Regions from separate parts of the Homo sapiens genome. Here region 1 is linked to region 2. A link is a loop called in an ENCODE intact Hi-C map of the cell type or tissue named here. Cell type or tissue: chondrocyte. All regions are shown on one strand. Each heading gives the region's core, and the rest is flanking DNA. Links, peaks and the distances in the headings are about the cores only.

Region 1 (2,898 bases), core at 220-2,719, 400 kb before region 2:
TGTTATCCCAGCTACTCGGGAGGCTGAGGGAGGAGAATCGCTTGAGCCCAGGAAGCAGAGGTTTCAGTGAGCCGAGATCACGCCATTGCACTCTAGCCTGGGCAACAGAGCATGACTCCATCTCAAAAAAAAAAAGTGGAGGCTTACTGGAAGAAGGGGTCAGGGGTACCCAGAGAGCCTTCTCTCTAGCCTCATCCTCCCAGCTTGTATTCTTATGAACCCCCAAATCCAGAGCATTTTGAAAAGTGCCCCAATCCCTCCCTGACATTTTACAGATGGAAAAAGAGGCTCAAAAGATGGCACTCCCTATGGCCCCTCCAGTGGGGACAGAGATGGGCCAGCGGCCAGGCCTCACTTCATACCATGCCTTTTCCCTCGTCACTGACCCAACGATCTTTTTTTCTTCCCAAAGGGACTAAAGGGGCTACAGATAGGCCCTGTCCCCACAGTGCGCTTTCCCAGTCCCTAGAGAGGCCTGAGGAGGGTGGCATGCTCTCATTCCTAGACAGTTGGTGAGGAGCTGGGGCCCCGAATTCCCGGCCCCCCATTTCTAGGCATGGACCTCACTCACTCACTTCCGGGCCCACAAAGGGACTCAGGGAGAAGACCCAGCCCGGGGACTGCTGGGGGGTGGCCACTCAGGAAAGGGCCCTGAGGCGATGGGCCTGCCATTGAAAGTGTGGGAGCAGTCACCCTGGGAAGCCCCTTTTACAGCCCACACCCTGTGTGTCCAGTTCGAAGCTTGCTGGAGAGCTCCAGGGAACGACTCCCTCCAGGCTAAAGGCAGAACCCACCTTCTGGCCTCCCGTTAAAACAATCCCCCCAGCAGAGTACAAGTTCAAATCCCGGCACTTCTAGGCATGAGGCCCTGGACAAACCACATAACCTCTCTGTCTCCGTTTTCTCATCTAAAATGGGGGAGTAGGCTGGGCATGGTGGCTCACACCTGTAATCCCAGCACTTTGGGAGGCCGAGGCGGGTGGAACACCTGAGGTCAGGAGTTTGAGACCACCCTGCCCAACATGGCGAAACCCCATCTCTACTAAAAATTTAAAAATTAGCTGGGCATGGTGGTGCGTGCCTGTAATCCCAGCTACTTGGGAGGCTGAGGCAGGAGAATCTCTTGAACCTGGGAGGCAGAGGTTGCAGTGAGCCGAGATCGTGCCACTGCACTCCAGCCTAGGCAACAGAGCGAGACTCCGTCTCAAATAATAATAATCATAATTAATAAATAATAAAATGGGCGAGTAAAAGAGTTAATATTGGCCGGGCGCGGTGGCTCACGCTTGTAATCCCAGCAATTTGGGAGGCCGAGGCGGGCGGATCACGAGGTCAGGAGATCGAGACCATCCTGGCTAACACGGTGAAACCCCGTCTCTACTAAAAATACAAAAAAATTAGCCGGGCGTGGTGGCGGGCGCCTGTAGTCCCAGCTACTCAGGAGGCTGAGGCAGGAGAATGGCGTGAACCCGGGAGGCAGAGCTTGCAGTGAGCCGAGATTGCGCCACTGCACTCCCGCCTGGGCCACAGAGCGAGACTTCGTCTCAAAAAAAAAAAAAAAGGGTTAATATCTGTAAGGGCTTGGAAGGGTGCCTGGCGCACAGGATACTGTGTGTTGTCACTACTGTTGTGGTAGTGTAGGGACTCACAAGGCCTGCTAGCGCTCCCTTGGTGGAAACTGCACTTCCCAGCAGGAGGAATTCCCTGAGATTCCCCAACCTGCAGGGAGTGCCTGTGTCAGGTATGATTTCCCTGAAGGCTCTTTCCCCACGCCCAGCAGAGGGCACCATTCACTCAAACCACCACCACAGCGCATAGAACTCCCAGCCCAAGCGCCAGGTCTGCAGGGAGGGAGGGAGAGAGGAAGGGAACAGTGGCACTGGCTGCCACATGCCACACAGGGAGTCAGCTGGGTGGCCGGAACGGCCTTGGACACTGATGAAGACAGTCAATATGGAGTCAGTTACATGTTCTCCCGCCTCACAACCCTGGGGAGAGTTTCGATGGTTCCCTTTTATTTAAAGGAAATTGCAGCCAGGCGTGATGGCTCACACCTGTAATCCCAGCACTTTGGAAGGCCAAGGTGGGAAAAATCATTTGAGCCCAGGAGTTCCAGACCAGCCTGGGCAACATAGTGAGACCCCATCTCTATTAAAAAACAATTTTTTTTGATTCATCTGAGTGTGGTGACACACACCTGTGGTCCCAGCTACTCGGGAGGCTGAGGAGGAGGATCCCTTGAGCCTAGGAGGTCAAGGCTGCAGTGAGCCGTGATTACACCACTGCACTCCAGCCTGGGTGACAGAACAAGACCCTGCCTCAAAAAAAACGAAAAAATGAGAGAGAGGTTAATGGCCACATACGATCAGGAAGCAGCAGAGACAGTTTTGGGGTCTAGATCTCCTTGATTGCCAGGTGGGCTCTTTTTACAATTAAGGATATAAACTCCAGTTGCAGATGGGGCCGTGGGGCAGGCAGGCCGTAGAAGGTGCCCTTCAGGTAATGCTTATGGCTTCCTGCAAGGTGGAGTTGGCCTCACTGACTCTGAGACTCTGTAGCCCTGAAGCACAAAAGCCACAGCATTCCCAGCCACTTCTGGGGTCCCCTTGAGTATGTGGCATCATCTAAGGCTTTTTTATTCATTCGTTTAACAACTTCATTGAGCACCTGTTCTGTGCAAGACACTGGTTTTTTTTTGGAGATACAGTCTCGCTCTATCCCCCAGGCTGGAGTGCAGTGACGCGATCTTGGCTCACTGCAAACCTCCACCTCCCGAGTTCAAGTGATCCTCCTGCCTCAGCCTCCCGAGTAGCTGGGATTACAGGCGCATGCCACCATGCCTGGCTAACTTTTGTATTTTTAGTAGAGACGGAGTTTCACTATGTTGGCCAGGTTGGT
Region 2 (2,898 bases), core at 187-2,686:
ACCTCTGTCTCCTGGGTTTAAGCGATTCTTCTGCCTCAACCTTCCCAGTGGCTGGGACTACAGGCACGTGCCACCATGCCTGGCTAATTTTTGTATTTTTTAGTAGAGATAGGGTTTCACCATATTAGCCAGGCTGGTCTCTAACTTCTGACCTCGTGATCCGCCCACCTCGGCCTCCCAGAGTGTTGGGATTACAGGCGTGAGCCTGCACCCGGCCCTGGCTAATTTTTTAATTTTAATTTTTGTAGAGACGGGGGAAGTCTCGCTTTGTTGCCCAGGCTGGTCTTGAACTCCTGGCCTCAAGCGATCCTCCATCTTCAGCCTCCCAAAGTGCTGGGACTACAGGTGTGAGCCACTGTGCCTGGCCAATAATGTAAGATGGGATTGTGTGGAGTAGGTGTGCCTGGGGTCTTTGCTTGCCTGCGGGGACTGAGGTGTGAGGTCTGTGGCCCAGACTGAGCAATGGTGGGCAGGCAAGTCCCTGAGCCCCTAAAACTTGCGAGAGGAGAAGTTTATAGACTGCAGCTCAGGTGCCTATAAATTTGTTGCAGCTTGGGAAGAAGTGATAGAAATTATATCAGGTGTATTTGGAAAACAGGTAAACTCTGTTTTTTGGTTTTTTTTTTTTTTTTTTTTTTTTTTTTTTTTGGAGACGGAGTCTCGCTCTGCTGCCCAAGCTGGAGTGCAGTGGTGCGATTTCAGCTCACTGCAACCTCCACCTGCGGGGTTCAAGCGATTCTCCTGCCTCAGCCTCCCGAGTAGCTGGGATTACGGGCATGGTGCCCGTAACGCCGAAAGTGCTGAGATTACAGGCTTGAGCCACGGCGCCCGGCCACTCATTTTTTAAAAACTAGTTATTAATTATAATTTCTCTTCAAGTTTTCCTGAGATGTAAAAACTCATCGCCTTCAGCTGGTTCTAAACTTCTTGTCTCTGCTAACAACTCTCCCCCCTCCTCGATCTCACCCCACCCCAGTGCACCCCAACTCACTTCATCTCACTTTACTCGAGTCTAGCACTATCTTTTAGGGACCTGAAAACTACTGTCGATAAGGTCAGTTGGGAATTTAGGAGGTCATGGATGTCGGAAATAAAGGTGTGAAAAAGAAGAGGAGGAATTGTTTTGGCTTTAAGACACCGGAACCTCCAAGGTTCCTACAAAACCGTTTGCAGCTTTTGCAAACCGCCTTAAAGTCATCAGCGCCCCACTGCGGAATTCAAAGCTAAGCTGTCACAATTGTTAACACCTTCTTTGACCAGCCTTTTTACATTTGACAATTCTCTTCAGCGCCTCTTTCCTGCCAGCAGGAAGGTTTTGCTGCCTTGGCTTTCGGGAGCCCCCTAGACAGCGAACTGCCCCTTCGCGTGCAGAAGTCGGGGAAGAGTGCTCTCAGCTCGCCTTCCTTGCAGGGTGAGTAGGTTTTGCGGGTTAGAGAGCGGGGCGTGGGGGCGGGGAGGGAGAGTAACAATTTTGGAAGTCCCTGCGTGGTATCTGGAAAGTTAACGACGCTTCAGGTTCTAGGTTGAGCCCAATGACCGTCTTGCCTTGGCAGCTGGTCCCAGGGCGATTGCAGAGCCGCGTGGCCTTCGGCCCCACTCGGGGGACCCAGCTTCGGAGAGGGCGCAGGGGCTGCGAGTCTTGCGAGCCGGAGCCGCGTCCACCCGGGACTAGGCGTCCCCGCCGAGCGCTGGCTTGTGGCGCTCCCTGGGACCGCGCGGGGTCGGGGGTGCGCCCGCGGGGGCCCTCCCACTCTGGTCAACTTTCCCGGCCCCAGGGCCGGGGGAGGCGCCTCTCCTGGCGGGCACGCGCCGGGTACTTAAGGGCGGCTCGGCTGGGCAGGCGGCAGTCGGAGCGCGCGGCGGCGCGGAGCGGAGCGGGAGGAGGGGCATGGAGCCGCCGCGGGCCTGCTGAGCTCCGGAGCGCGGCAGCCGGCGGCACGGTGAGCGCGGGCCGGCCGGCACCCAGGAGGGGAGGGCCGCGCGGGGCTGCGCCGAGGCCGGGGCGCGCCGGGTGGCAGGGGTGCCTCTCGCCGAGCCCCCCGCACCCGGCCAGCTCCCAGCCCTGCGGGCGCCGCGTCCGGCGCGGGGAGGCGGGTTGGGGGCGGCGGCAGCCCCGGGCTTCCCGGCGGCCGTTCCTGCAGCCCCCTCCCCACTGACCCCTCCTCCCTTTCTTCCTGCATCCTCTCCTCTTCCAGCCTCGCCTCCCTCCTCCCCGGCGGCTCCTGTTTTGTGAATGAATTAGGAGGCGGACGCCGGTGCGGGGCTCCAGGCTGGCTGGGGTACCCCTCCCCCGCACCTTCTACGACCTCCCGGGGGTTTGCACCTGTCCGGGCACCAAGGTACCAGGCGCCCACGTTCCTGCGGGTTAGCCGGGCCGCGGCAGCACGTGTCCGGGGGAGTGGGCTCCCCTCCCCTGGCCGGCCTGGAGGGGCCCGGAGGGCGGCCGGGCACAAGAGGAGGAGCCCCGTTGGGCGCACAAGTTTCCATGCCGCTGCGTGTGGCCCTGCCGCGGGGCGCACCTGTCAGCGGGAGAGACGCTGCACACCAGCAGCCCCTCAAAGTTTCGGAGGCTTGATGGAGAAGCGTGCGTCCTTGACTGGGGGTTCTCCTTCCGTAGTCCTGGGAGCCGGACTTGAGAGCGCCCCCAACCTTGTGCCCTTGAAAGCCGAGTGCGCGTTAGTTTGCCTGGGCTGGGCTCCCGTGGATGAGCGAAGGGCATGAGGAGGCGGCGGTCCAGGCTGTAGGATCACCCCACAGCCTCTGCCGGCTTGGGGTGACACAGCCCCCCGCCCCAGGTCTGGGCAGGAGAACCTCGACCACAGCCTGCACCAGCGCCTGATTGCACGTGGGGTATCTGGCTGAGGGACATTTTGGGGGCCTCTATTTGGGGGTGGGGGT

What was found. Hi-C counts contacts between places; a loop is a spot of excess contacts. Peaks named below come from ENCODE experiments on the same cell type or tissue, not always from the same donor. Only the 100,000 strongest peaks of a DNase experiment are listed, where the experiment ranks them.
Region 1: it touches region 2 in a loop (3-fold over the local background); 4 of 110 quality-filtered maps call a loop at or near these places.

What each region holds. Positions count from the first base shown.
Region 1 is chr16:68,702,741-68,705,638 of GRCh38, forward strand. It overlaps a transcript of CDH3 not described here. Among named protein-coding and RNA genes, the nearest start is that of CDH1, 33 kb to the right of the region's middle. RefSeq lists an enhancer at 626-1,126 and a silencer at 1,606-1,900. In chondrocyte, for the core only: a CTCF peak has its summit at 1,777 (motif pointing right); a DNase peak (open chromatin) is centred at 1,846.
Region 2 is chr16:69,104,377-69,107,274 of GRCh38, forward strand. HAS3 (hyaluronan synthase 3) reads left to right here and starts at 1,277. Exons shown (of 4, transcript NM_001199280.2): 1 at 1,277-1,411. RefSeq lists an enhancer at 942-1,490 and a silencer at 1,624-1,903. In chondrocyte, for the core only: CTCF peaks have their summits at 1,208 and 1,408; DNase peaks (open chromatin) are centred at 1,675, 2,345 and 2,565.